2 separate regions of the Mus musculus genome follow, and region 2 is linked to region 1. A link is a loop called in an ENCODE intact Hi-C map of the cell type or tissue named here. Cell type or tissue: heart. All regions are shown on one strand. Links, peaks and the distances in the headings refer to the core of each region. The heading gives the core; the rest is flanking DNA.

Evidence for each region. Peaks named below come from ENCODE experiments on the same cell type or tissue, not always from the same donor. Only the 100,000 strongest peaks of a DNase experiment are listed, where the experiment ranks them.
Region 2: a loop joins it to region 1, with 2.5 times the contacts of the local background. A loop is called at or near these places in 4 of 42 quality-filtered maps.

What each region holds. Positions count from the first base shown.
Region 1 is chr9:103,461,411-103,476,852 of GRCm38, reverse strand. All of the region lies in intron 1 of Bfsp2 (beaded filament structural protein 2, phakinin), which reads left to right. It overlaps Gm16252 (a long non-coding RNA gene), which reads right to left and starts at 4,804. Exons shown (of 7, transcript XR_003948081.1): 1 at 4,686-4,804; 2 at 3,905-4,108. In heart, for the core only: a CTCF peak has its summit at 7,148 (motif pointing left); a DNase peak (open chromatin) is centred at 7,162; H3K27ac peaks cover 170 bases.
Region 2 is chr9:103,208,388-103,223,829 of GRCm38, reverse strand. Trf (transferrin) reads left to right here. Exons shown (of 17, transcript NM_133977.2): 6 at 191-246; 7 at 717-895; 8 at 1,602-1,779; 9 at 2,786-2,937; 10 at 3,938-4,028; 11 at 4,575-4,607; 12 at 6,297-6,467; 13 at 7,887-8,016; 14 at 8,573-8,637; 15 at 11,834-12,018; 16 at 13,152-13,335; 17 at 14,752-14,954. The coding sequence ends at 14,786. Among named protein-coding and RNA genes, the nearest start is that of Srprb, 14 kb to the right of the region's middle. In heart, for the core only: no CTCF peak of the experiment used is centred there; no DNase peak of the experiment used is centred there; H3K4me3 peaks cover 459 bases.

The sequences.
Region 1 (15,442 bases), core at 3,648-11,647:
CAGGAGGTGGCTCTCAGGGGTCCAGCAGGAGGTGGCTCTGTGTTTCCCTGCGCTGTGCTTCGGACTTTTCCTATCAAGTGGGCGATGCCAGTAACTGCCTTTGCTAGCGGTATCAGATCCCTTTGTCCTTAACAGCCAAACACAAGCTTGCGCTGAGAGACCTCCCGGTACCCAGCTGCAGATAAAACAGCAGAGGAGCAAGCACCCTGTGTAGTGAATGTCAGCACAAAAGGAGGGAGCTGAGCCAGGGAGAGGGAGAAACTGCCCAGGGAAGAGATGGGGATGTGGCAGGGGGATACTGGGGTCTCCACAGGCATAGGGAAAAAGAAATCAAAATCACTGAAGGGCCAGAGGATCGGGGTTCTTAATGGGCTTGTCATGGACCTATTTTCTCTTCCTTGGAAAGTTGGCCTATCCTCTGGAAATTAGTCTGTTTGGAGAAACTGCTAGAAGCCTGAGGGTGCCATTCAGGTCCCAGTTCTCTCACCATGGAAGCTGTGTTGTCTCTGAAAGAAGGGGAGAGGGGCAGGACAGAACCCTGGGCTGTTTTAATGTCTACAAAAGCCTGAATATATTTTCTGAGGGAAAAAAAATTCCGTTGCTTTTTCCCCCCCTTTTCTTGTTTAATGTGCACGCACTTTATGTGTGTGTGTGTTGTTGTTGTTGTTGTTTATTTGTTGATACAGGGTCCTGGCTAGACTGGCAATTACTTTGTAGCCCAGGCTAGCCTCAAACTTGCAGCAATCCTCCTGTCTCAGCCTCCCAAGTGCCAAGATTATAAACTTGTAATACCTTACTTAGATCGATCCATTTCTGAAATCTAGTTTGGCAATGCAGACTGTGAGGCAGTGACTCTGCCAGCTAACTTTGTAGGACACCACAGTGTGGTTAGACACAGAGAAGCATGTACTGGGGGAAATTCCTAAGGACAGAGATGAATAAAATTGGAATAGTATTTCAGTAGGTCAGGGGAGGGAAGGAGGCACAAGGTCGCTGCTTAGAGGTCGTCACAAATTGTTATCTAAGAGGAGAAACTTCTGGTTTCCTAAGGTTTCTTGCTTTGTATATAGAGTGGAGCTGAAGAGAAGGGCAGCCAAAAGAAAGCACACGAGACAAACTCTGTCACCCAAGCCCTTCTCATCCGTCCCTCTCAGTCACTCTTGAATCTCTTATGACACCTTGCACTATCAGGCTCACGTTGAGCAAGTTGAGCCATGGAATGAAAAGCACACATTGTACAAAGCCTGGGGACTTTGACATCAAGCAGTCCGAAGGTCAAGCTCAGCCCTGCCGTCTGTCTCCGGCAGGACCTTGAACTGGCTTCTACAATGATGTCTGCCTAGCTCAGTTCCTCATAATAATGAGGTGTCTTTGGCCTGATTAGATGTCTCTAATGAGGCTGCTCTAGAGGCCCACTGCAGAGACTGGAACTAGGGAAAAGATGAGGACTGTGCCCGCTACAATGTAGCACTGGTCAGAGACCTGGCCTACGCAGTTCGAAAAGACAGGTGTAAGAATAGAAAAAGAAAAATGTTGGTTCTTTCTAGAAAACCCAGAGAGCTGAATGTAAAATCTTGTTATACAATCTTATTAAATAAGATTTAATTAAATCTCAGGTTATAGAATTTCACTAAAAAATGATAGGCATATATAAGCAACAACAACAACAAACAATGAATGAAATTTTGATTTATCATGCCATAAAATAGATTGCCTGTAAGGAAACCTAAGGAATATCCAAATTTTATAATAATGGCTCAGTGCAGAGCACCTGTCTAGTATGTGCAAGCCCCTGGGTTTAATCCTCAACACCAGAAAAAGGAAAAAAAGAATGTTTTATTACCAGGTGGTGGTGGTGCACACCTTTAATCCCAACATTGGGGAGGCAGAGACAGGCAGATCTCTGAGTCTGAGACTAGCCTGGTCTACAGAGCAAGTTTCAGAACAGCCGGGGCTACACAGAGAAACCCTGTCTCAAAAAAAAAAAAAAAAAAAAAGTTTTATCTTATAAAATACAACAGCTTATTTGGACTCTAGATCCAAGTCAGAGCAGAGGAGCCCACTAAGCCTCACAGAATAAGGAGTATCCAGGGGTCTACCCTATAATAGGAGAAAACGCATCTCAAAGATCTCCTCTCAAAGCAGAAGCCCGGCATCCTTATTTAAGAGCAATGGGAGGAGCCCGGTAATGTGCTGCACTCTCCAGAAGAACTAAATTAAAACTTAATCCAGGCAGCTGGCACAGCTCCGAGGGAAAATGCAGTATGCCTTTCCGGAGGATTATGGAGAGAAGTGGCTGAGACAGGCAGAAAAGTGGCTCAGGGTCCCCAGCGTCCCCTGGGGGAATGAGGCAGGGCCACTGAAGCTGAGGACTCCATTTAGGCAAATAAAACCTCGTTCATCCTTGTCTGCCGGGAAAACAGCACAGAAAGACTCATTTATCTGCTTTAAACGAGCCAGCCTGGTGATCACAGATGCATTATTCAGCAGAAATGAGAAGTTACTTCAGCTGTTAGCGGGAGGTAATGAAAAGCCGCAGAGGACTCCCCCCCCATCCCTTTCACACTGACCAGCTACTGGAAAACAATCTCCAATTTATTTATGTATGTATGTTTCTATTTCTTTCAGGGGCCGTAGAGTAATGGTAAGTCTTAAGGAGACGCTGCACTGCAGTGAGAGACGTGGAGTTAGGCAGGCTCGGGAGCCCCTGTACAGAAGACAAGCTTCTGTCTGAACACTAACTGCCTAGACATGCCTGGTCCAGCCCAGCTGAGTCCTCCCTCCCCTCCCCTTCCTCCCCACTTCCTCCCCACTTCCTCCAGCCAGTCCTACCAGGCCAGAGCCTTTCTAGGTATCAGGCCCTACCTTCCATTTCCTTTTCAGTAGCTTCCACTCTCCACTTCAGGTTAAGTGCCCCCTACCCCTACCCCACCCCCACGCCCCATCCCCCACCCCAGTCAGGGGCAGCTCTGAGCAACGCTAACCCAGCAAGTAGCATTTTATTATTGTTCATTTGCCATGAAAACTGAAGCATCGGGCATGTCTCTAACTAAAACCTTGGCTATTTATCTGGATAATGAGTGGAAACTCTAGTGCTAAAATGACTTCCCAGGAGGAGACATAAGTAATGTCTAACCCTCCTCCTACGGTCAAAATGACACCACAAACGTTGACTTTGGGGAACTATTGAGTCTATCAGGCTTCCTTACAGAGCCCAGAGGAAGGGTTACTTACTCAAATGTAGAAGCGTTAACCCAGCACGAATGCTGAATGCTGCCTTTCCCAGAGCCACCTAGAGGGAGGCCCTTCCCCTAGTCTTCCTTATATATATTCTAACTTCTCCCCAAGACCATAAGAAATTAAGACAATGCTGTAGTCACTGGGTGGTAGGGAGCAGCCGGATGCCCAGGTGAGGGTCATATGACCCTCCCTAGCCCTCTATAGTGATTTTTTTATGCAGGCAGCACAGCTGAACTCCCCCAAGATGGCGGTGGTTTGGCTCTGAGGTTAGTGCTATACAACAGTCTCTGTGCCCCGGGTATGCTCACTCCTATCAGGAGTGAATCAGACAAGATGAGGAAGGACCTGGGGCTTCTCAGGAATTCACTGTGTGGGTTCCCAGAGGAGCCTACGGACACCTGCCTGGGGAGTAAATCTCTCTGGTGTTTCTCACAACCACAGTTCCTAAAGCAGCAGCCAGCTTTGGGCCTCCAGTGCAGAGCCCACCATACACACACACACACACAGGCCAGGCCAGGAACCACCTCCAGGGGAAAGCCTTGGACAGACTCAGAATTCCTAAGTACAGTTTCCTATCCAGCCCGTTATGAATGTGGAGAACGGATATATGTGTTCTGGGGGACCCAGGGGTTCCCCAACAATGTTTTCTAGCAAAACCAAGTACCTTGATAAAACTTGTGAGGGTGACAGCCTTGAGTGGGATCGTGACTCTCAGGGCCTCGAACGCATAGCCCCTTGAATCCTTAGCGGTGGATGGAGTCTCCTGGAGAGATAGGATCGCCAGATGCTGTCCGCCTGAATGAAGGTCTTCGTCTGGGTGGCTGCAGCACCAGGCAATGTATTCTCTCACTCTCCTCAAGGCTCCAGTCTAAGATAAAGACGTCAATCAGCCAGGGCATTCCTCCCTACAGGAGCCATTGGCTTCCTGACCCCTCTTGCGACCTCGTATGCATGTCCACGTTTCTTTTTGCCAGGGCTCCAGTCCTGCAGGACTAGAACCAGCTTCATGGCCTCAAGTTAGCATAACCCTCTCTTTATAGATCCTAGCTCCAAAAATGGTCATATCCTGAGGTACTGAGCAATTAGAACTTCAACATATGGACCAAGGGGACATAATTCAGATCATAACCTCCGACTGTATTTATTTATATTTATTTATTAGCTTATCGTGATATACGGTTCCTTGAAATAGGGGGTCTCAAACTCATGATACTCCCATGTCAGCATCCTAAAAGCTGTATCACCATGACTCCTAATTTAAAAAGAAACTGAAGTCTAGAGAGGAATGGATATTCCCTGTTGAGTTTGTAATCCAGCCAGGATCGATTCAGTGTTGTTCCGCCCCACCCCCACCCCACCTCCAGCCACCAAGAGACATTACAAAAAGCTTCCTGGTGCCTTCATGTATAAATGCAGAGGGCCCTAACTAGAACCCCACCACCTACTATGAGAACCCTCCGCCTTTTCAAATGGAGTGGTTAGCCTCTGGGAGGGGTCTATTTTCCTCCCTTTCCTTTCCTCTTTGGTCTGGAAAGCCACGTCACAAAGGGTAGATTGATCCTCCCGCAGGTACAGCCGCGACTAGAACGGAGGGCTGTTACTAGGACACCGGAGGCTCGGACACCTTCCGGTGCGTCAATCAGCTCCAGGCTGACTTGAAAGTTTAATAGCTTTGCATGCCAGGAATGGTGAGGCCTCCCTCGGGATTCTTTTTTTTTTTTTTTTCTCTTGCAATGATGTTCAGGCTTAGGAAAAATAATACTAGTAAAAATGTGCCAAGCAGTCAGCTCTCAAGGCAGGACACCTTCCTTTGATGGGAGTTCAGTGGCTCCCTGCGGTGCGTGGTTCCAGGCCACTGTTCCTTGGTCCTCTGGGCAGCTGCCTGTGTGGGAGGGAGAGGCTTGTGCTAAGATGAGCCTGCTGCGGGGCTTTCCAAAGATTGCTGGATGGGATCTGTGGCCTCTAAGGGCGGCTGCTTCCCCAAACCCGGAGCTTCGTGTCAATCTGGAGAGCTAGGGACTCTTTGAAAGTAGGGAGAGGTCACACCAAATGTTGGAAACTGGGGACCAGCCTATCCTGAAAGGCTCCCAGTCTAAGAATGAGGCACGGGCTTGTTGAAAGCCACCAAAGATGGCAGCAGAGAATCTTGATTATACCTGCAAAGACCATGTTTCAAAAAAAAAATTCCTGGGATTAGGATGTCAGTGACTCTTTGGAGCACTGTGCAATGTAAACCGGAACTAAAGCTATTGGTTGTTTGGGGGGTTGTTGTTATTGTTGTTTTGGGGGTTTTATATTTGTTTGTTTTGGGGGTTGTTTTTTATTTAAATCTTATATTCCTGGTTTCTGTCCTAGTTCTTCAAATACCACTTCAAAAGTCCACAACTAACTACCAATATTTTCATCTCTAGCCTACCCCCCCTTCCATTTGAAATCATATTCTGCCTCCTAGAAAACCATTAATTCACGAGGGCAAACCGCAGTGCAGACAGCCCCAAGAGAGAGACTTTCAAATCACGGAGGGACACACACAGTTACTGTGTGACCTCCCTGAACCCTTTTCTCAACGGTTAAAGAGAGGGACCAGCTCCCCTGGGTCTCGTAGAAGACACAGGAAATAAGCCAGATTCCGGTTCATAACCCTAGAAGGCAAGTGGCAGGGTCTTCTTCGTGAGGCTGGAGGGACAAGTTCCACTTGACTCCTTCTGGTGGCTCCCTCCCTGGCTCTGAGCCCATTAGACAAATCCCTTTCACTCAGAGGCTCATCTGTAAGATCAGAGGGCAGACTTCACTGACCTCCCAAGCCTCATGCGACAGAGCCATCTACAAACTCCTGAGCCTCGGGTAGACACTAAGAAGAAGAGATGCCCTCTCCCCATTCTTAGAAATTTGGCCAGGCTGGCAATGTTCTGCACCTGTGGTCCTTGCATTCCTAAGATTCTGATAATGACCTATGCCCCTCTGAAGTGATGAAACATCTGTTATTCACCTCACATACCTGCCAGGCTATATCTCAGGTGTTGCCCGATGAACTTGTCTAGACCAAGCGTTAAATGGGAGCAGACAAAGCCCACACAGGATCAGAGTTCACAAAACCCCTGATTAAATTAAGCCAACACACAGCTGGGATTCCTGGGTTGGCCAGATCTAGCGCTGTACTTTCGGGTAGGCGGTAATGAATATTCAAGAGCTGTCCTCATCCTTCTATACCCCTGAGGTGGTCATTTTTCAGCCTACTCAATACACTAAGAATGCCCCAGTATCAGAAGTGTGGTCTGGTCTTCCCTGAATTTTGCAACGATAGCTCGGTGACAGGAAATAAGAAAGGACAGAAGGAAGACAGGAAGGAAAGGGAAGAAGAAAGAGGAAGTCAGGCAGGAAGGAAGACGAGGTAGCAGATAATGGGGCATACTGCACATCCCAAAAGGCCTGAGTTCACACTCTGGCTTTGCAGTTGACCTAAGACAAGCCCCGCAACCTTGACCTCTCTGGATGAAATGCTGTGGTCCGTAAAAGGACGATAATATTCATGCCACGACATCGTTGTGAGACTTAAATAATTTATTTCAAATCTTTATTGTAGTGCCTGGCCACAGTAAGCATTCATTGTAAGTAATCGATGTCATCATTTGTCACAGTTAAATAATAATAACCATGAATGTTGCATAGCCCTTGTAGCCTGTCTACCCAGCCAATCCCACTCGTTAGTATCTCAGGCAGGATCTCAGATAGTATCTGTACAGTGACACATAGGGATGGGCCCAGGTGTCTCTTTGTGGCCAGCAATCCCTGAGTAGCCTTCAAGCCAAACCCAGAGCTGAAGGAGACCCTCCATGAGATGGGGGAAAGGTGGGGGAGGGGTTGGGTGAGTCCCCTGGCTGTTGCCTCTTGGCAAGTGGCGCCACCTTCTGGCTGTTCTAGGAGCTGTCCTGCAAACCTAGCATTTCCACCCCCCGTGCAAAATGTTCCATGCGTGTCAGGTTCTGGACTCCTAGACTCACCACTCCATCAGAGCCACCTTGACTTGGGAGGCCAACTACACAATCCGTGCCATGCTGCAGCCAATCTAAGGGTGTCAGAATTTCCACTACAGGTCTCAAATTTCTTGAGGATTCAAAACCAACCATAAAATCTCGCTCTGTGCTGAAACGTTGCGCAGGAAGCCCACCCCGTCCCTCCTCTCTGCCGTTGCTATTTGGGACAGACGAAATCCCTCTCCTCTTTGAGTTGCGTTTCGTGTTGCTTTGCGGGTTTAGGGCAGAGCTTGAATTTAGAGGCAGAGTCCCAAGCTCTGAAGCCCATTCTACAAATCCTCTCCCAGGTTCCCGGCGCAGCCCACTTTCATGTCCGGCTCTGAAGAGGAAGGAGATAATTGCGGCTGCCATCATGGCAGTGGTCTTTCTGAAGCTTACAGCGATAGAGCAGGAGGGAGGAAGGCTTTGTCAGTGTCAGATTAGACTACCACTTCCCAGCCTGTGTGTGTAATTAGTGTCACACGTAAGTACAGAATCTTTCACGGTGGTGGCACCCATTGGTCCTGCCCTCTTGCAGCAGCCTGGCAGTGTAACATTTATCACAGTAGCTACAGTGGAGTTGTCACAGACTCCCTTTTATTCTGTTCCTTTCTGAGGCTTTGAATGCAGACTACCATGTACCAGGCACTGTGAGCATTCACATATTAAAGAGACCTAGTTGTGAGCCATGGACCCTGGAGTCTAGGAAGAATGTTGAATCAACACATCCACACTTTGGTCCAGGCACATTACACTGTCAGCGCAGTGCTGGGCATGTGACTGATGTCAACTGTATACAGACCAGGAGGATCACCAGAGGGGTGGTCAAAACACATTTCGATGTGATAGGACCCCTCCCTAGATCTCTTTCAACCTACTCAGTGGAAGACAGACACTGGCAGTGACACAGAGAGATACAAGTGCTGTCATGGTTTTCCTCATCACTGGTAACCAGACATGGTAACATGGCACCCAAATTTGATAGTGCATATGGATTTTAGTTGTGTCAAAGTCAGGTAGGTCAGGCTTGCTTGTAAGCACTTTACCTCCACAGCTATCTCCCAAGCTTGGTCCCAGGCTTATAATCCCAGAGATGGGGAGACACAAGAATACCTGGCCAGCCGGTCTGTACTAATTGGCGAGCTCTGAGTTCCAATAAAAACTACATATCGCCGGGCGTGGTGGCGCAGGCCTTTAATCCCAGCACTTGGGAGGCAGAAGCAGGCAGATTTCTGAGTTTGAGGCCAACCTGGTCTACAGAGTGAGTTCCAGGACAGCCAGGGCTATACAGAGAAACCCTGTCTTGAAAAAAACAAAACAAACAAACAAACAAACTACATCTCAGAAAGAAAAAAATGGAGAGATCCTAAGGAGATCCACTTGAGATTGTCCTCCATGTACATGTATGCACCTACAGGCACATATATGTACATGCATGCACATACAGGCACATGCATGTACATGCATGCACTTACAGGCACATACATGTACATGCACACAAAGGATCTTCTCTGAGAGTCGCACCTGAATCAGAGAGGAGCCCTGGTAGTGTGGATCTCAGCATATTTCTGATTAGCACAAATCCCTCAGGCATGGGCAAACACCCAGGAGGAAGATCTCACCAGAGGAAAGCTAGACATAACCATTTCCAAACAGCTTCCTTTAGGCGAACAGAAAGGACATCTGGGAGACTCAAGCAGTGTGGCCCTGTGTCCTTGAGTCCTGACTTCCCTGCACCTGTGCCTTCAGCAGCTTTACCCACTGCTCCCAAGGTTGCAGCAAACTCACTCGGGCCTCATGACTGCTACCCTGGGAACCTGTCCTCCTGTCCCTGTTCATTCCCAATGGTTCCCACCTCCATGCCAGCACACTTTCCCAGAGAGTGCCCCTGTCTTAAGCACTGTGAAGCGCTGACCACTGGACCAGCTCTTTTTTTTTTTTTCCAGTTGACTTTGCTTATACCACCTTGTCTTTTCTTAACTGTGAAATCTTTTAATAGAAGAAGAGCACCCAGCACTCAGCATGTCCGCCCTCAACCTTGTACATGACACACTTTATTTGAAGCAAAACTCAAAGATTTTAGAAAGAATGCAAACTCCTTTTTGCATGGACAAGCTGCAGTTGCAAGTCAGTCTATGGGATGTCTGCTGTCAGGGTCTAGGTTTTCAGGGGATGCTGGTGTCTCTTTTATCTGATCATCTAGCTGACTGGATGAGGCTCATTCACATTACAGAAAGTAGTCTATATAATTAATAATAATAATAATGGACTGCTGCGCATATTACTATTGTTACTACTATTACCATGGTGATGCTGGGGTTGAACCTGGGGCCTTGTACATGCTAGCTTGGTACTCTGTCACCGAGCTATACCCCCAGTCTATTACTTTTCAAGACAGAGTATCACTCAAAGGCCCAAACTGACCTAGAATGTGCTCTATAGCCCAGGCACTCCTTGAGTTTGTAGTCCTCCTATCTCGGCCTACAGAGTAGCTAGAATAAGCCTGTACCCCATGCCCAACACCATGGCCCATCTCAATTTTATCTAACGCTACCCTCAGAGAACCATCCAGAAGAATGACCAACCAAACACCCAGGCACCAGAGCCCAGCCAAGTAACATCCAGCCGTTGGGCTCACATTGTTCCAATTTTCTCTGTCACAAGTAGTGGTGGTGGTGGTGGTGGGGGGGGGGGGTCAAGAACTTCCCATGTCAGGAATGGTGGGACATGTGTTTGGACAAATCAGGTTGTTTGTGTGTGGAATGTGTACATGGAAGTCAGAGGTCAACATCAGGAGTCTCCCTTGGCAATTTTCCACCTTATTTTTTTTCTGACATGGTCTCTCATTGAAACCAGAACTCACTCAGCCGAGCATGGTGGCGCACGCCTTTAATCCCAGCACTAGGGAAGCAGAGGCAGGTGGATTTCTGAGTTCGAGGCCAGTCTGGTCTACAGAGTGAGTTCCAGGACAGCCAGGGCTACACAGAGAAACCCTGTCTCGAAAAACCAAACCAAAACAAAACAAAAAAACAAAACAAAACAAAACAAAACTCACTCTCTGGATACATTGTCTGACAGGTAAGCTCCAGGTCTACATCTCTATGTCCAGCAATTTTTTTTAAACAGGTCTGAGATTTGAACCTAGATCCTTGTGGGTACATAGCAAGCACCTTACCCACTGAGCCATCTCTCCAGCCCTGTGAAATTGCTTTTTATTAAAATAAAGCCCTTCCCATCTGTGTGTTAATCATCCCCAACTGTTCTCCCACCAAGAGGGGTTGCGATTGTGCATCACAACAACGACATAACCCATGAAGCCTGAAATATATATTATCGAATCCTCGGTAGCAGAGGTCCATGCCTACCGTGGACAGTATGCAAGGACGCTGGTGCATAGCATTGCCAGATGGCACTAAACTGGCCTCACACACTTCCTTCCCAGAGCTTCCAGGGAGACCTCTGCCTTCTCCACCGCTTCTCTCACTACTCGCTGCCTTGGTCTTGGCCTGGTCTTTGAAAACGGATGTCTCCCTGTCTCACGGGCTTGACTCTTTCAACGAGTATCACTTATTCATCAATTTACTGAATACTTATTAAGGGATTAGCAGGCACCTGCTACTGCTGAGATAAAGCTGCCCTGCTTCATAAGAAGAGAAATGGCTGCTATTTGATGTTAGAGCCATGGTTTAATCACAGTGGGAAGGCAGATGGCCGAGCGTAGAGCTTGCTGGCCTGCCCTGGAGCGGGAGCACCATGAAAAACAATCGAATAGCTGGCGGTATTTTGCAGGCTTAGGATGCTCAGCTGGGGAGTAAAACAAGGACTTGGCCATCCGCCCAAAGCGGCTGACAGCCAGGGGCACCTACATCATAATTCTCAGGAGAATGGAGCTCTTTTTCATGCTGGCATCCATAATACAGTCTTCTGGTGATTAAACAGGTTTTTTTCTTCTTCTTCTGTCCTGCCATTTGACCTTAGAAAATAAAACATCTGTGATTATAAGAGGGGGAGAGTGTGTGAGAAAGGTATTGTCCACGTTTAATACAATAAGAGATGGAGCTACTCAAAGGCAGTAGAAAGGAAGGGAGCTAACCTATGCCAGCCAGCCAGCCAGCCTGGGAGTCAGAGCACACAGTGTTGGAGGCTGGAAACCATGACATCCAAAGAGATGGAGGCAAGATACAGGCATTAAACCAAAGCAGAAGCTGCTGAAGAGAGCATCAGGGGAGAAAGTGCTCAGGCAGGAGAATGCCAAATTATAAGACCACTGTTGAATTTTAAAGATCAGATGTAGATGCACACCCACTGCTGGTGAGGTTTTTGTAGGTATTTTTCCTCTTTTGGAGTTGTTTTTCTTTTGTTTCAAGACAAGATCTCACTACTGTAGCCCTGGCTGACCATAAACTTGTGCTTTCCTGACTCGGCCACCCAAGTGCTGGGATTACAGGTGTGTACATGCCTGGCTGTATGTGGTATCTTAATTTTAAAAACTGAAATATAAGGACATGAAAATAGCAAAGATTAATGAAAGATATATTCCAGGTGAGGTGCTCATAATGACCTCTGGAGGTGAGGCCAGAAGTCGACAAGAGCAGAGAATTTTAAATCAGACATACAATTTGTAACTGTTGAAACCTGTTTGGGAAGTCAGAATTCTGATCTCTATTGGTGTATCATTATATACTTGAAGTTTTCCGTAATATATGTTTGCTTTTTTAAAACTGTTGTTGAGAACAAAAAAGAGCCATAATGAGAGACCATCACTGAGTGAGGGATACAAAGGTGAAGAAAGACAAGGATGAGGACAAAAGACAGCACAACCACTGTAGAGATGGGCTGGGCAGCCTGGGCTGGGTTTTGAGGGATGAATAGGAGCTCACCTCACAAACGAAAAAGAAGGCAGGGCTAGATAAGGCTTGCCTATGATGTTTGCACATAGGAGAATGAGGTAAGAGTGGGAATCTGGAAAGTTCAAACAAGTCAAAAGGAGTTCTGCCCCTGAGAAGAGGCCAAACTTAGAGATCAGCAAGGTCAAGTTATAAGAGGTCTTATACAGCAAACTAAAGAGGGAGGGTTTATCAGGAACATACCTCAGAACATTCTAGTACAACGGTTTTCAACCTGGGGGTCAAATGGCCCTTTTACAGGGGTTGCATATCAGATATTCTGCATATCAGATATTTACATTACAGTTCATGACAGTAGCAAAATTACAGCTATGAAGTAGCAAGGAAAATAATTTTATGGTTGGTGTCAGCACCAGATGAGGAACTGTATTAAAGGTCACAGCATCAGGAAGGTTGAGAACCACTGCTCCAGTAGAAGGGGGAGGAGGTTGGAAAACAGAGATGGACAATAAGGGGGCGGGGTCAGCTGGCTATCCAACAGATTCCCCAAGGCCACTGAGTCTTTGATGTGCCCGGTGCTCAAAACAGATTCCTTTGGAGGTGTCCAGATGGAGCTGTGACAAGAGTGATTCTCAGTGTAGACTAAGGTGGGGCCCCAGGCATTTCTGAGTGCAGGACGCGGCTCTTACCCCAGCTTCGGCTCGCCACAAAGGAACGTTGGCAGCTTGTCAGCTCAGCTGACATCTACTGTACCAAGCCCCACATAGCCAATAGGGCAGAGATGGGGGTTTCCCCTGTCAGTCAGCAAGCAGGAATGACAGAAGCACACCTGTGATCCCAGCATGCTTTAGGCCAAGGCAGGAAGAATGCAAGCTCTAGGCTAGCCTGGGCTACACAGTAAGATTCTATCTCAAAAGACAACCTTGGTAAAGTCATTACAATCCATTGTAAATGATTCAGAGAAAGCCAACGAGGCAGAGGTGAGCAGAGAAGAGGACATTCTGTTTGAGGTGAGGTGGTTAGGATGAAGAAAGAGCCAGGCAGAGCAGGAGGGAAGACCAGTGTGATCTGGAAAAGCCAGACTCCAGAGCGACGAAGCCTGTGAACAACTGGAACACAGCCAAGCACGTAGAGCCTTAAAGACCACTGTCTAAGGCTCCACGCTTTATTCCCAACTGTGCTGGCTAGTTTTATGGCAACTTGACACAAGCTTAGAGTCACTGGAGAGGAAGGAGTCTCAACTGAGAAAGTCTCTCCATAATATTGGTCTGTAGGCAGAGGCAGGCAAATCTCTGTGAGGCTAGTCTGGTCTGAATAGTGAGCACCTATCTCAAAAAGAAAATAGGTAGATGAAAATCAAGGTGGGCACACAATTTCATTTCATTTAAATCCCTGTGGATAGATGAGATCGCTTACAGATAAAAATGAGCCCTGAGAGCCAGCCCTGAGGACCGGCAGCACTTAGAGCTTTGATACGGAGACTGGGCCAGCAGAGCAAAAGAGTAGAGAGTAGTGCCGTGGGAGCCAAGAGGCATAAGTGCATCCTTAGTGACACAGGGAGTGGGGCCTTAGCAAGATGGCAGGCTTCAGTGTGATGGTGAGTGAGTAGGGTCCTAGGCACAGATTTTAGTTTCCTGTTTGTTGCTAGAAGCAAGTCATGCCGAGAATCTACCCTTACTTGAAGTCACATAAAAGTGAAGATATTTCCAAGGGAATCTCATATTACTGTGCCCACTGAGTTAATTTCCCAGGAGCCCAGACTTGCCCAGCTCCCCCCTCAGCCTGCATGTAGTTCAGGCTGCTGAGACACCAGTATCTTTAACTTTAATTGTTGGGCTCACATGAGAACCTTTTTTTAAATGCTCCTTGTCTTTGCCTCTTTTAAAAAACACAATCACAGCTCAATCCCTCACCTGCCACCACCAGCTCCATTTATTTTAATAACTGTGTCCCCAGTGAAGCAGCGCCAGGAAAGGATAAGGTCCAGAACACCAGGGTAAGTGTGACAGGGTTCCTCCAAGGACAGTAGAAGGGGAAATTGAAAGAAAAAAATAATATATCTATGAAGCCACTAGATGGAAGTCTTCATTAACTGCCTGTGCATTAAAAAGAAGAGGAGGAAGAGGTGGAGGAGGTGGAGGAGGTGAAGGAGGAGGAAGAGGTGGAGGAAGAGGAAAAAGAGGAGGAGGAGGGAGAGGTGGAGGAGGAAGAAGAGGTGGAGGAGGAGGAAGAGGTGAGGAGGAGGAGAAGGAAGAAGGAAAGAAGAAGAGGAGGAAGAGGTGGAAGAGAAGGAGGAAGGAAAGAAGAAGAGGAGGAAGAGGAAGAGGAAGAGGAGGAGGAAGAAGAAAGAAGAAGAAGAAGAAGAAGAAGAAGAAGAAGAAGAAGAAGAAGAAGAAGAAGAAGAAGAAGCAGCAGCAGCAGCAGCAGCAGCAGCAGCAGCAGCAGCAGCAGCAGCAGCAAGGGGCCAGGATGTAGTTCAGTAATAGACTGCATGCCTAGCATGCATGAGACCCTCAGTTCAATCCCCAGCACACACATACACACACACACACAGAGAGAGAGAGAGAGAGAGAGAGAGAGAGAGAGAGAGAGAGAGAGAGAGAGAGAGAGAGAGAGAAGAGGAAGGAGGAGTTTAAAAGAGCAGGTGGAGCAGGAGCAATGGCTGAATGCGCACACCAATCTAATTCATCCGACACTCATTGTACAGTTGCTTTGTACAAAGGCAAATAACAATGATAATAATGGCCGCCAGGTGTGGGACACTCGGCCTGTGCCAGGCCGGCTACTCGAGGAAGGAGGTGTTTTTCACACGTCGAGTCATTCAGTGCGCATAGCTAACTGTTATCCAAGTTGTAACTAACACAGTTATCCCAGTGTAACTGTGGATGAGCAAACCAAATCTTGGTGTTACTTACTCTGTGGCGAGGAGAAGAGCTGGGTTTGAGAATAGAAGAGGAATGTGGTTACCCACAAGGTGTCTACACTAAGTGGGGATGGGTGACATTGATGAGAGGGACAAGGGGCAGCGACAGCAACGTTCACCCCAGGCTTCCAGTAACTCAGCCTAAAAGAGTGCTCTGTCATCGAAAAGTGTCTCCTCTGTCCCCTCTTCCCTTCACCCCCACAACCAACCTTGTCGATACCACCACCCTTTATCATTAGGAGGATAAATTCCCCATACAGGCCTAAGACCCTTCCCTGGTCCTCAGCACCCTCTTTAGTGCTGCACTCTTCCCTCCCTCACATTCCACATCACACCTGTACCATGTTCAGAGTCTTACTACAGCTGCCAGGGAAGTCCCTGCCCTCTCTCATTCGTTATCTCTGAGTCCTTCCTTCCGT
Region 2 (15,442 bases), core at 4,333-12,332, 250 kb after region 1:
CCACTTTGGGGTACGTGAGCACATCCCCCATCCCAGTGGTACTGTGGATGTCAGCATCCCACCCTAGAGAGCTGTCTCCACTATGAGGGCCACTCAGCCTCAGGCCTTGTCTGAAAGGTGACAGTGTGATCTGGACCAGGAGCAGGGTCCACCTTCTGGGACTCCTTGTTCATGGGCTTCTTTCCCACAGGTGTCTGAAAGATGGCGGTGGGGATGTGGCCTTTGTCAAGCACACAACCATATTTGGTGAGTGATGGGGAAAGACTCTGGCCGGTTCCTTGTCATCCTTTTCATGGCTAGTGGCCAGACCTGAGCATGCAGGGTCTCTCTCCCGCTGCTTGAGTCTCTATATATGCAGAGGAAGGTACTTTGGGGGTCTCTACCAAGATTCATGGGTCTCTTTCCAACACTCAAACCACACAATGGCTCTCCCTCTAGGGAAGAAGTGTCACAGCCAAGGGTTGGAGGTTGGCCTGGCTGACCTTGCCTGTCAGTAGTCTTGCTGAGCTTGGAGTCAGGGGATGGGGGCAACCATTGCTTCACTGGCCTACAGAAGCCTCTGTGTCTTTAACTGGTCATAGGCTCACCTTCCTGCATATTCCTTGACCCTCAGAGATCCCTCTAGACCTTTCAGTTCATGCTTTCAATGCTAACAGGACTTCAAAAATGGGGAGGGGTTCAGCCTGCCACAGGCTCACTGAACTTTCCCTCCTTAGAGGTCTTGCCGGAGAAGGCTGACAGGGACCAATATGAACTGCTCTGCCTTGACAATACCCGCAAGCCAGTGGATCAGTATGAGGATTGCTACCTGGCTCGGATCCCTTCTCATGCTGTTGTGGCTCGAAAAAACAATGGCAAGGAAGACTTGATCTGGGAGATTCTCAAAGTGGCACAGGTATTTTACCGCCATCCTCTGTCCTGCTTACCGCTCTGTGCAGAGATCTCTTTGACATCTGGACACACTAAGACAGCCGGGTCACCAACCTCTCCAGCATCCTCATAGAGTAGCCAGTGTCTCCTCTGGTATCAACATCCACCACCTTTTTGACCAATGATACCCTTTCCATCTGAATTAGGCCCTCAAGGCCCAGAGAGAATCCCAGAAGGAAAGAGAATCTCCGTCACACTCGCTCACGCGCGCGTGCACGCACACACACACACACACACACACACACAGAGGCACACGCGCACACACCCAGACTGCAGAGGAACTGACTTCCCCTGCCTCTTGGCTGAGGTCGGTTAACACAGTTTCCTCTGGTCAAGCCTACTCATGCCAGCCTCTGCACTAGATTCACTTGTTCTCAGCTAGTTCTCACTTAACTACTCAGGCAGACAGGGAGAGGGAATGTGGGATGGTCCTTACAGGATCCCGGACAAAGAGGCGCTGGGTGATGGAGAACATGCCCGAATAACTTCTCTCCTGGTACCTCCAAGTTTCCCACACTTTTAAGATCAGTTTCCTGAAGTTTCTCTTGTTCTCTTCAGTTCTTGTTCTTCTTTTTAACCTCCCTAATTCCCTGTTCACTCCACTGTTTTTATAGTTTTTTTGTTTTGTTTTGTTTTGTTTTTGTTGTTGTTGTTTTTCCTTCTGGAAACAGGAACACTTTGGCAAAGGCAAATCAAAAGACTTCCAACTGTTCAGCTCTCCTCTTGGGAAAGACCTGCTGTTTAAAGATTCTGCCTTTGGGCTGTTAAGGGTCCCCCCAAGGATGGACTACAGGCTGTACCTTGGCCATAACTATGTCACTGCCATTCGGAATCAGCAGGAAGGCGTGTGTAAGTATTCAGGGAAAACTAGGTGACCCCAGGAATGTGGGGAACCTGGTAAGGTCAAGAAGCAGCCATGGTCTTTCTGGGGACTGACAGCTTCTCCTGCTGTTCTCATTTCCATCCTGTTTGTGAGCCTAGGGCTAGACTGATGCTGGCTGGCATCAACCATGAGAGGACCCAGAGGTCACCAAGTGCTTTAAAGGCTGGTCACATTTAAAATGACCTGGGTTCATACTAGTATCATTCCTCTGCAAAAATTAGGGTAGCCCCCTGCCCTTTATGAAGCCAATTAGACTATTAGAAAGTAAATAACTCCATGTTTCTGCAGACTGTATATCTCTTGCCAATATTGTGGTCAACATGGGCGTAATGAAAGCTGGAGATGCAGGGAGTTTGATCTGGCCCTGGGTTTCACTGGAGGACTGGGGGTTTGCCTAATAATTTATTCACTCAGTAGGTATGTATTAGACAACCAGCCACAGACTCGGCTGGGTGCCTAACTTATAAACACATACTAGACTCTGCTGTTTGGGGAAGGAATTTCAGGTCAGGGAGAGGACAAATGTTTGAGAGATAGTCACACTACTGAACAGATAAATACAAAATGAAAGAATGAAAAACAGCAACAAAAAAAAAATCAAAGTCCTACAGTAGTGAAAACCAAAGTCAAACCTCTGAGGGTACTTGTACTAACATGTACAAACATACATACACACACACACACACACATTCATGCACTTACGCATGCATGCACGCACATACGCACACACGCACCCCACGTGATTAAAATTAAAGAAAACTAAATCTTACCTCGGAAGAAAAGCTGAACTTAAATGAAATCAACTACAGTTGGGCTGTGTCCCATCTGCTTCCCTAGACGATTAGGAGTTCCTTGGTGGGATCTGTTTATTTAGCTCATCATTTCCATAAAGCACTTAGCAGCATTGACATCTACCAGACAGCTGCTGCAGCCTTTCTTACCTGAGCCCCGGCTCTTCTTCTGGTACCACAGGCCCGGAGGGCTCGATCGACAACTCGCCAGTGAAGTGGTGTGCACTGAGTCACCTGGAGAGAACCAAGTGTGACGAGTGGAGCATCATCAGTGAGGGAAAGATAGAGTGTGAGTCAGCAGAGACCACTGAGGACTGCATTGAAAAGATTGTGGTACGTGTCTCCTGCCTCTCAGGGTGGGTCCCCAACACTATGGCCTGCTGGCCCGCTGAGTTAGCAAGTGTAACTCTTGCATGGAAATCCCCTTTCCAGACTCCTTGCTCTCATGGTTTGAGTTCAGCTCTGAAGGATGCCCTTTACATTAGCGCAGTAGAAGGGTAAACTGAGCCATCTCCTGTCAAAGGACACTGGACCATGACAAGAGTGCCTTTTGGGCTCAGGATGTGCCCTGGGGAGTGTGGAAAGGGCTCCGTTTTGATTTCGCAAGCAAGTACATGTTCACTTCATTGATCGAGATAGCATTTTTAAATTGCCTGTAGAGAATTTTCTAAATCCTGAGCCCGAGAACGAAGAAAAACAGCACCCCTTGTCATCACCGTGACTCAGAGAAAACCCTCTTCTTGAGAGTGTGCTGTGTGGGTTGCTTAGCACACCCCACCTTAGCACCTCATCGTGTCTTGTGAGCCTTTCTTGTGTCTTTCGAACCCTGGCGTTTCTGCCTCAGAGAATACACTGAGGTTCTGCAGGGTGGCAGCCTTGGAGAGGGCAAGGAAGCTCCAAGCTCTCACACCCCTGCCTCTGTTCTGTGCTCTATGGAGCCTCTCCAGTTGCCTATTCTTTGAGTTGACTCTTTTGTGCTTTCTAAGATATCTATCAGAAAGCAAAACTGACTGCGAACCCCATTCTTCTATCTACATTTTCAGATACTACATTCTTTTAGCTACAGACCATTTTCTTGTTTTGTCTGAGTCAAGGCAAGAAAAATCAAACCAACTTCATACAAAGCTTGCTAACACAGAACCAGAGTTTATATAAAAATACACTAACATCTGGGCGTGCCTGACTGATCATCAGGGGTCCGGTACCAACATCTACTGTTGCCCTTGGCTTTATAACTTGGGCTGAGAGGGGCCTTCAAGAGGCCAGTCTAAAAGGGCAGGTGGCACAGGAAATAGCAACTCTTCATTTGCTGTGTCTTCCTGTGTCTTTGCAGAACGGAGAAGCGGACGCCATGACTTTGGATGGAGGACATGCCTACATTGCAGGCCAGTGTGGTCTAGTGCCTGTCATGGCAGAGTACTACGGTGAGTGAGGACAGTGCCTCTGTGTTCTTTCTGAGCCATGGTAGAAGGAGAATCACAGCCCAATTTATCCCACAGCCACCATAAAATGCTCCTTGCATGAGCTTTTTCTCAGTCTCTGAGACGCCCTCACCTAGAATCTCCACAGTCATCTTAAAGGATGAGAGTGGTGGGATCCTCAGTCCCTGAGATGAGATTTCTGGTATAAAAAGGATCCAATTACAGAGGACATATAGGAAGTCTGGAAAGTCTTGCGATATCCAGAAGGCTCACTTTTCCTGCTACCTTGTAGCAGGACAAATAAGTTCAGTCAACATCCCACTGTGGGCTTGGTACACAGTGAGCAAGACACTTGAAATGCAGTTTGTGAATGAGTCCCAGAGGTCAACAGCCAGGTGAACTCTCAACATCTGGAGAGTCTTGACATTATTGTAAATCAGAGGTGTGTGTGGTCTTATCCATGCCTCTTAGTTTTAGTTGCCTCATGAGAAAGGTGTGGGTTTTCTATCCTATACATAAATGTTTAATGGTTTCTTGATTCTCTTTCAGAGAGCTCTAATTGTGCCATCCCATCACAACAAGGTGAGTTGAAACGGGTAATCTCGGGCACAGGAAGGTAAATTCTCATTGTTGGGAGAAGTGGTTAGGCAAATTTATAAGTCAATGGAGAAAGCCAATTTTAGAAGGCAAAGTGAGATGAAAGAATAGTAATTGATCAGGAGTGTGTGTGTGTGTGTGTGTGTGTGTGTGTGGTGACTCAGATACAGGGTTACTCATCTCCTGTTAATATGTAGGTATTGTCTCTATAAGGATGCATGAGGGAACCCAAGGGTTGAGAATTTATGAATGGTCTCCAAACAAATCTTTGAACAAAGCAGTAACTAGAACATCTGTTGACAAAGCTAGGATTTCTTGCCCCTGTCAACTGATCCTGGGGACAATCTAGGTTCTTCCCATTGCTTCCTACCATTTTGAATCCTATGAAGTCTTCAGAGTTTTAGATGAGAGTTAGCACAGACCTTGTCTATGTAGTCCTTGCAGGACTGAATGGAGCACTTCAAAATGCTGATGTCTAAGTGCATGGAATTCCATCCAGGCTGGGCCCAGGAAACCAGACTAGCCCATCTCTTACTAAGGCTTTGATTAGGAGTGGATCTGAAAAGATGGCACCAGAGCAAACAGGAATTCAAATGCCAAAGTGACCCTGAGTCCTAGTGTTCAGTCTCCTTAGGTTGTATTCCACAGAACTATGAGTGTACAATTCTGTAGTCTTGTCCCTGCAGCTAAACTTAACCTCCCAGTTTTTAGCATATCTAGAAGGAGCCATTATTATTCCACAGATTGTTTTCAATTGGAGAAAGTATATTGAATTAATTAAAACAGAAAACAGAATCACAGGTGTTCCAGCCCCAACTGAGGTCACATTTGTGCTATAGAAAATTACAACCAATGTGTTGTTGGTATTTCCTTTTTTATGTTTATCCTGGTATAAAATCATATTCTTATTATCAGAGGGAATCTGGCCTGATTAACCCCAATACATGTTCATATACAAAATGCCAGAGTTCCATTAACTTTTCTGTACCCATGTCTTTGATTTAATAATTTGGAAAGTGAGTTACTGGCTTTTAACTTCAATAACCTTATGCATACAGGTAAGGGCTGTATGTTAGCCTTCTTCCTAATGATTATATGTTAATATTTGCTATTTTATGTGTATACATGTATATGTGGGCACATGTGCACACTTGTGATGGGGCATGTAGAGGTCAGAAGTCAACGTCAAGTGGAATTTCTCAGAAGTCATCCACTTTGTTTTATGAGATGGGATCTTTGTTGGTCTGGAGTAAGTTAAGCTGGCTTACTAGTAAGGCCCAGGAATTTGTCTGTACCCATCTTCCTAGTAATGAGATTATAAGCACATGCCACCATGCCTGGCTTTTATCTTACATCAGTTCTGGGGACCGAACTGCTTACATGGCAAGAACTTTACCAACCAAGTCATTTCCTGAGCCCATTATTTTATTTTTAAATCAATACATCAAAGCATTTTTAATATGGACATAATCACGGGGCACCATGTGATCTTAGTACTTTGCTTTTAAGATTCTTCCTGCAAGACTGTCCTGTTCTTCACCGGAGTTAGATGTTGTGGAATTCCTTTCACGACACAATGCTATTTAGGACATCCTCGCTGTCCTAGGGAGACAGTGGCTTCTGTTGGAAGCAGATACTTTGGGAGGCCCCAGCGATATTAATTGTTCTTTTCAGGTATCTTTCCTAAAGGGTATTATGCCGTGGCTGTGGTGAAGGCATCGGACACTAGCATCACCTGGAACAACCTGAAAGGCAAGAAGTCCTGCCACACTGGGGTAGACAGAACCGCTGGTTGGAACATCCCTATGGGCATGCTGTACAACAGGATCAACCACTGCAAATTCGGTGAGCAGAGCTGGGAAGGCAGCTTGGGAGGAGCCGTGCAGAAAAACAGGGTCCTGAGGGAGGCGGTGGGCTCAGGGTTCATAAAAGTGAGTTTCACAAAAATGAACCTCAAGGAAATAGCAAAAAAAGCTAGGAGGGGTGCGGAGCTGAGCCATGGAGTCAGGATGATTGTCTCAGTGGCAAATGATGGCGTCAGTAGATATACATTTAGTTGCCTCTCCCATGATGGAGATCAGAGGTGAGCAGTCCACGGCTGATAAGGTCTTGAGAGCTTCTCCTTCTTTCCGGTCCACGATTTCCATCATAGTACTTCCATGTTCAAAGCAACCTTGCCTGGGCAGTCACAATTCAGGCAAGGAGAACAAGTGGAAATTTACACCCACTATGGTCAGTGCTTGAAAAGAGCCTTCTGGACTTGAAAGCAATTATTTGCATATAACTTGCCATTGTGCAGAACTTAGGTGTCCTGTCAGACACCTACCTACATGTACCTACTATAAACCAAATTAGATTTTTGTTACGGAGGAACAAAGGGAAACAGACATTGGGTGGATATCAAGCAATCTCTGCCATCAGGGTTCTGTGATATGACTATGTGGGCTGCCGTTTCCTGGGTCCCTTAAGGTGTTGGTCATCTCACCGAGTCCCTGCTCAGCCCTGAGGATTCTTCAGTTGACTATGTCCTCTACCTGAGGCTGTTTCTATCTCCTTATGTTTCTGAGTAGAAGATCCCAACAGAAAATTTTGGCCATGGCTTTGCTTCATATTGGCTTCCTCAGATCTTCTTTCCTGATGCCTCTAAATTTGGGCAACTCCTTAAAAATGATAGAACTGTAAACATGACTATGAACTCTGCGACCTTAGAATATGCAGGGAGGGGAGATGGGGACACATTTCTGCACAGAGATGCTCTGCTGTCTCAGAAACAAAGGACACCTGGGGTGACAGGCAGAAAGCACAGGCTCCTGAACTTGCTTCCCTGAGCCTCCTTATATTTTCACATCCATAGAAGCAGCTGATGGGCAGAGGCTGTCTCCTATCCCTCTCTTGATTTCTGAGGTGTAGTGTAGCTCTTCTAATGAATGGCAGGGAAGGGGAAACTCACAAAGAAAGAAAGAATGGTACAACCTTAGAAATTCCATTTCTTCATTCTACAGGCTAGAGATGGTACCATCACAGTCCTCCAGGGGTCTCCTTTACCCTGAAGTGGAATGCTCACAAAATCCTTTCCCAACCTTGAGAAGTTTCCTCCAAAGACCTATAGTCTGGGTGGTTCTGGGTTGGTGGGTGGCAGGTTGCAGAGTGAATTATTTCATAGCCTGTCAGGGGTTAGGTAAGCCACTAGAATTAACACACACACACACACACACACACACACACACACACACAAAGCTGACATTTTCTTGTTCTTCTGTCCAGATGAATTTTTCAGTCAAGGCTGCGCTCCCGGGTATGAGAAGAATTCCACCCTCTGTGACCTGTGTATTGGCCCACTCAAATGTGCTCCGAACAACAAAGAGGAATATAATGGTTACACAGGGGCTTTCAGGTGAGTTTTCCAACACACACACACAGAGTTGGATATCTAAAATCCACATAAAAACCAAGCACGAATATATGTCTTTAACCTCAGCACTTGCGAGTGTGGGATGGAGGAGAAACAAGTGGGTCTCTGGAGCTCACTAGCCACCAGCTTAGCCAAACTGAGGCGCTCCAGGCTCAGGGAGAGACCATGTATGTCTCAAACAGTAAGGTGGGGAATGATAAAGGCAGATGTCCAATGTTGACTTCTGACCTCTGCACACATGTACACATGTGCACATGCACACATACTCACATGAACGTGCATATACGCCTTCCTCTCGCACCCACAAAGAATAAAGAAAAAAAAAAGCATGGTGTGTGGAGCTGAGCTTGTGGGACTGACTGCACAGCAACTTGGGGCCTTTTGCTTTCCTTATTCTGCATGTTGTTGAGTGATAGAACGAGTGGCCCTAACACTTGATGACATCAGGTGACCAACCTGAATCCCCAAGGTGCCTCTGAATGACAGGTGCCAGTCTGACCTCCTGTCTTCTCTCTTCTCCAAATCTGGACCTGTTCAGGTGTCTCGTTGAGAAAGGAGATGTAGCCTTTGTGAAACACCAGACTGTCCTGGATAACACCGAAGGTATGTGTGCGCTCTCTTCTGTTGGTTCCCTCCAGAATCTGGGTCACTGGGATTTGCTGAGACTCAGGGATGGCTCCATAGGAGCTGTGCAGAAACCGTCAGGCTCGAGAGTTCTAATTCTCAACTTGTATGTTCAATGGAGAGAGAAGCAATTGCTCTGCAGTGATCCCTATGGCAAGGGTCCCTGCAAGGCTGGGGCAGGGTGAATATGCGTGGGAAGCTGCTTGCACTGCCGTGTGCAAAGGAGGATGGGATACAGCACAGGGAGCCAGTGTATAGCATCTCCCAGTGCCATGTCTGGAAATGTTGGACATGAAACTAATGTTAACAGTAACAGATGGCAAACCATAGATTAAAGTAAGAATCCATGATGCAACCCAGACTAGATAAACGATGAAGAGATAGCTCTTGCGGGCCATGGAATGCTAGCTAAGGAATGAGGTGGGATGGCAAGGTTGGGAAGATGGGCTTGAGTATCAGGAAGGATGAGCACGCCAGGCCTTGTATGTCACCAAGGGCTCCTGAGGAACTGCCGTTCCGGCCATTAACCACTGCCCTGTCAGCTCTCAGGTCTGTTCTCTTCACTGCCTTGGGCAACTGATGTAGGATGGACTGTCTCTCGGCACCAGCTCTTCTGAGACGCCTTCCCAGGCGGCACACCCACTCTGCTGAGAATCTTCTGTCTATGTGGCTACAAAGTATCTGTGTGCACTTTGGCTGTGGGCAATCACTGGGCTCTTTCTCTTCCTCTTTATCCTCCCAGCACCTGAGACTGCACTCAGAAGACACTAAGAATTTATTTAACGAACTGATTTGATTGTGTTCTCTCTCTCTCTCTCTCTCTCTCTCTCTCTCTTACACACACACACACACATTTTCTCTCTCCCCTTCCCACCTCTCTCTCCCTTCCTCTTTCCCCTTTCCCTCCCTCTCTCTTTCTCTCCCCTCTGCTTATCTCTTTCTCTCTCCCTACCTCTCTCTCCCTCCTCCTCTCCTTCTCCTTTCCTCTCTCTATCCCTTCCTCCCTCTCTCCCCTCTTCCTACCTTGTTCTCTCTCTTCCTCCCTCTCCCCTCTCTCTCAGTCCCCCCTTTCTCTCTCCCTTCTCTCCCTCCCTTGTTCCCCACATGATTTTTAAACTTTCTTTAAAGGCTTTCTTTCATGCCACCCAAGTGTCATCCTGGTCTTGGTTCTTTGTCACCTTTGATTTCTTCTGTGCTTTTCTGAGTAAGTCTTTGATTTCTAGGCCTTGACTCTCCACTCTTCATAAAGGCTCCAACACCTGTAACCTCCTGGTTACAGTTGCTGTAGGAGACCTGACCTTCCATCTCCTCAGCTCCTCAGACTGACAAGCTGCTATTTTTATGCACAGGATGCTGGCACGACAAGCTCAGTTGGCACAAATGCAAGCCCTTCCTAGTTCTCTTTCCATAGCTTCTGTCTCTAGAGAACCTTGTTATAATCCTCTGCCAGTCCCTCCCATTGTCCCTCCATCAGCCCACCTTAGTACTTGGAAATTAACCCAAGGCCTGGATCATGCTTAATCAAGTCTTTACCACGTAGGGTGGTGGAAGCAATTTGATTATATTAAAATTAAGCTGAATTAACTGTTCTACATCTACATAAGCACATTCATATTCAATAGACACTCATCATTACCGTAGTGGCAAAAAAAAAAAAAGTATAATTACTCCAAATATCTATTAATGGAGGAATGGTTTAAAAACACTGTGTTATTGTCACACTATAGAATAAGATCCAATGATTTTAAAGAATTACCTTGATTTGCATAATGGTGCAGAAGAAACTGTGACGCATATAAGTAGCTGAGAGCTACAGAAGTTCATATGTGTTAAGATCTACTGCTAAGAAAAAAAATGTAGGCTTGTAACATCACACAGACTTGTATATAGGTAAATGAGGACAAGGCGCATGCGTGGAAGCACAACTTGTGATTTCCAGGCTTGGTGCCAGAGAAAACATTGGGAGTAAAGGAACGCAGAAGTGAGGGTGTTTAGTTTGTGAGGGAATAATTTTAAAATATGATAACGCTGGTCTCACACAGTATTTGTTCAATTACGGGAAAAGCTGAGCGGACAGTGAATGAATCGAGAGAGGTCACGATCCCGCTTTATGAGCGAGAAATGAAAACTGGCAATAAAAAATGCCCGGAGGAACCGCGGAAAACCTCCGAAAGGGCGGAGGTCTTTAAATCGACTGTTCGGTTGGTTAACTGTTGCAAAGAGAATGCAGAAAAGATTAAGTAAGCAGCTGAGATAGGACATTAGCTCCTGGGACTAGCATGAAGTCAAACTGAAAATATCGATGAGTATCGATATGAGAGCGTCTTCCGGGCGGGTCTTCCGTTTGGAGAGCTGAGAGGGCAGCACAGAGGCGGGGAAACTGCCTTAGAGCACCACCTTCTCCCCGCTCCTTGATGGAGCTAGAAGTACAGAAGGTCTCGGGATTTTGTCTGAGACAGGCTTCACTCTGTATCTCCCGTTAACCTAGAATTCACTGTGTAGACCAGCTGGCCCCACATTCACAGAGATCCATTTGTTTCTGCCTTCCAAGTGCTAAGATTAAAGGCATGCATTAGCACACCTGGCTTGCTTGCTTGCTTGCTTGCTTTATTTATTTATTTATTTATTTAAATAAATGCATTGTTGTTGTTTAGCATTGGAATTTAATAGAAGTTTTTTTTCTTTTTCTTTAAAAAAAAACCACCCATAGAACATGGCTTTTTTTTTTTCTTTCTTTGTTTTCTTTTCTTTTCTTTTTGTTTTGTTTTGTTATTGTTGCTGTTGTTGTTGTTTTCAAGACAGGGTTTCTCTGTGTAGCCCTGGCTGTCCTGGAACTCACTCTGTAGACCAGGCTGGCCCCTCGAACTCAGAAATCCACCTGCCTCTGCCTCCCAAGTCCTGGTATTAGAGGCGAGCACCACCACTGCCTGGCTTGTGGCTCTTTTTTCATTTGGCTGAGAGGGCAGGTCAGAGGAGAGTGGTCACTAAAAAGCTCTTGTGAATCGAGTGCTACCTGTAATGAACACGACCATCCTCTCCTCCTAACACCACCATAACCTTAAACATGGGCTTGTGCTGGACAGAAGGCACACGCCTTCCATACACCTGTGGGTCAGTGACATCCCAGTGACTACAACGGTTCCACCTGGCGGATCCACCCCTTTTCTCTACCCAGGAAAGAACCCTGCCGAATGGGCTAAGAATCTGAAGCAGGAAGACTTCGAGTTGCTCTGCCCTGATGGCACCAGGAAGCCTGTGAAAGATTTTGCCAGCTGCCACCTGGCCCAAGCTCCAAACCATGTTGTGGTCTCACGAAAAGAGAAGGCAGCCCGGGTTAAGGCTGTACTGACTAGCCAGGAGGTATGAACTACCCAGGGTCTGCTACCGTTTATTCCTAGCAGGGGCAGGCTATTCGGAGTTAAACGGAGCTCCGGAGTGAGCATTTCCTTTCTAAAAACTAGAATTTGGACTCTACAGACCGTGGATCAGAATATCTGAGTTCAAATCTCAGCTCGGCAGCTTTCGGTCCACGCCATCTTAGGCACATGGCTTAAAATGTCCACGTTCGGTTTCTTCACGTATTAAATGGAAATAATACCACATACACACATGTTTCTAAGTTAACAAAAAAATAAATAAATAAAGTGGTGCATGCACACGTCTTAGGGAATGTGTGTTTACAGGGAGGGCACACAGTGTGCTAGCTGGGACTGGATTCCTCAGACCTGGCTCTGCTCCTGTGGAACTCCTAGTCAGGACAGACAAATTCCCACTTGACCCATAACCCCTCCGAGCCTAGAATCTGCCTTCCAGCTCATCTGGATCTTGACTCGGGACTTTATTTTCCTCGAGAATGTTTTTCTGAAAACAATTTCTAATGTTCCTTCGTATGAGTCTTAAGGACCGGAATTGACTACTCCTTCTCTTGCTTGTATCAGTTGCACCATATTCTTAACAGTCTGGAAAATACAAGACTCTTACTCTCAGAAAAATCCTGTCAGGGCCAGCCTTGGGGGGCAGCGAGTACAGGGGCCACTGGAACACTTTATCCCTAGGGCCACTCTACACACACACACACACACACACACACACAAATTACCCTTCCTTCTGGTATAGCTGCCTGCCTTTTAATTTGTCATTAGTTTTAAAAGAAATAGGCTAGCATACTTTGAAAAGTTCCTTCCAAAGCCTATGATAATCTTCAGTGGTGTTTCTAGTTTGACATTAGATTTGAGTCAAGCAGTCTTACAATCACTAACAGTTTCATAGCAGCATTACCAAATATTTAAAGAAACTCAATGTGAAATGTTTAACCTTTCTACAGCGTTTTATACCTCTGTTTCTTGTGTCGATTTTTAAAAAAATGCCATGTCAATTATAAATATCTTCTGTAGCTTTCTGTTGTTCCCAGGGCTGGCTTGGACCTTTCAGTTTCCTGCAGGTGTTTCCAGTCCGAGACATAGGTTCACGTCTATTTTCTGCTCATTTGACAGACTTTATTTGGGGGAAGTGACTGCACCGGCAATTTCTGTTTGTTCAAGTCCACCACCAAGGACCTTCTGTTCAGGGATGACACCAAATGTTTCGTTAAACTTCCAGAGGGTACCACACCTGAAAAATACTTAGGAGCGGAGTACATGCAATCTGTCGGTAACATGAGGAAGTGCTCAACCTCACGTAAGTAGAATGAACCCTGTGGAGAGGTCGCAGAGAAACCCAGCGATGGGTGCTGGAATGGTAGTTACAAGAACTCAAACCCTTAGGAAACAGCCACGTGAGCAAGGCAAAACCTAGCATATACAACCACGTGGGTTATATGCACATATTGTTAAGGGGTCGCAGACCCAGGATACTAAGGCAGTGGACGAATTATATGCACACAATTCCTAAGAAGATAAAAAGGGGCACTGAACTTATTAGAGGTCCCTGTCCAATATGGCAATGGCTAGCAAGGTGTGACAGAGCAAGTTCAGGTGACAGCTGGATTAAATCTAGATATCATATCCTCACTCCACCCAGCTACAATTTTAATTGAAAGTAGCCATAGCAAGAAGAATTATCACAGAGCATCCTTTTAGACAGCTCTGTTCATAGAACATCCTTTTAGACAGCTCTGTTCTAGGGAACTTCAATAATGATAAGTTCTGGCTAGCTAGGAAGTTGCTAAGCAGCATCTGCAATGCCATATTCCAGGAATTGAAATAGGATAAAATATATTTTACCATCTGTTTGGGGATTAGCGGGGACACCTGAAAACATTTGTAAAGTGCGAGGGGGTGCATGGGATATACAGTGGTGAGTCTCCCACTGGAGTTTGGAGGTGAGTCTTGGCCTTCATTTAAGTTATTGTGCTGGAGATACAGCCTCGGAGACTGTGCTGCTCTGGGGTGATGGCCCTTTCAAGGTTGCCCCATGTGGATTGGTAAGATGGCTCAGTGGGGAAAAGAGCCCGTGGCACAAGCTAGATGACCTGAGTTTAATCCCTAGATCTGACGGTCGGAGACAATATACTATACTATACTACACTGTGCTGCACTGTGCCAAGCTATGCTATATATGTGTTTTACAAGTTGCCACATGGAATTCTAGTGTGAGCAATGTGATTGTTGAGGTTTAGTGTGACAGAATCCAAGTTAATATTTCCCTTACCTGTATGCTCCAGAGAACACCAGTCTAGCTTTGTTTTTCTCCACTCCATCCTTAGACCCAGCTCAGACGTTGCTGGGGACTGCCAGCTACCATCTGCCTCGCATTCTCAGGGAAGAAGGGCCTTCCTAGGCGGCTTCTCCTTATGTGAATTCAAGTTCAGAGCCTCACTGGTTAAAAGCAAAGTTGGGGATGCCTGTAGGGCAGGAAAGTCACATGACAGCTTCTCTATCCTTGTGTGGAGCCCTCCCCGTGGGAGGCTCAGGAGCTGTGTAGGGAAGCAGGGATGGGAGGGATGGGGCACAGCATGCATGAGTCTAGCAGAACAATGAGCCTTGGCACAATTTATGTGATACTGAATTGCCCATTCAGGTTCCTTTCATTCTGCTAAACAGCTCATAAAAGTAAGAGTATTCTCAATGTCCTATATCTTTCTTCTCTCCCCAGGACTCCTGGAAGCCTGCACTTTCCACAAACATTAAAATCCAAGAGGTGGGTTGCCACTGTGGTGGAGACAGATGCTCCCTCCCGTGGCCCATGGGCTTCTCTTGGTCTTCATGCCCTGAGGGGTTGGGGCTAACTGGTGTAGTCTTCGCTGCTGTGCCTTACCACATACACAGAGCACAAAATAAAAACGACTGCTGACTTTATATTTCCCAAACTCCATTCTTTTCTAGATATTTTCACCAGGATTTCTTTGTACAATCTGACTAAATATCATATAAACTGAACCTTGTCTCCTGAGCTCAAGATTCAGGTAGTTGGGGCTGGAGAGATGGCTCAGAGGTTAAGAGCACAGGCTGCTCTCCCAGAGGTCCTGAGTTCAATTCCCAGCAACCACATGGTGGCTCACAGTTGTCTGTATCTCCAGTTCCATGGGATCCGATGCCTCTTTTGCTCCGCAAGATCCTGCATTCATGTGAGGCACATAAGCTCACACAACCACATACACATAAAATAAAAGATCAAAAATAAGAATCTTAGCCGGGCGTGGTGGCGCACGCCTTTAATCCCAGCACTTGGGAGGCAGGAGGATTTCTGAGTTCGAAGCGAGCCCGGTCTACAGAGTGAGTTCCAGGACAGCCAAGGCTACACAGAGAAACCCTGTCTCGAAAATACAAACAAAAAACAAAACAAA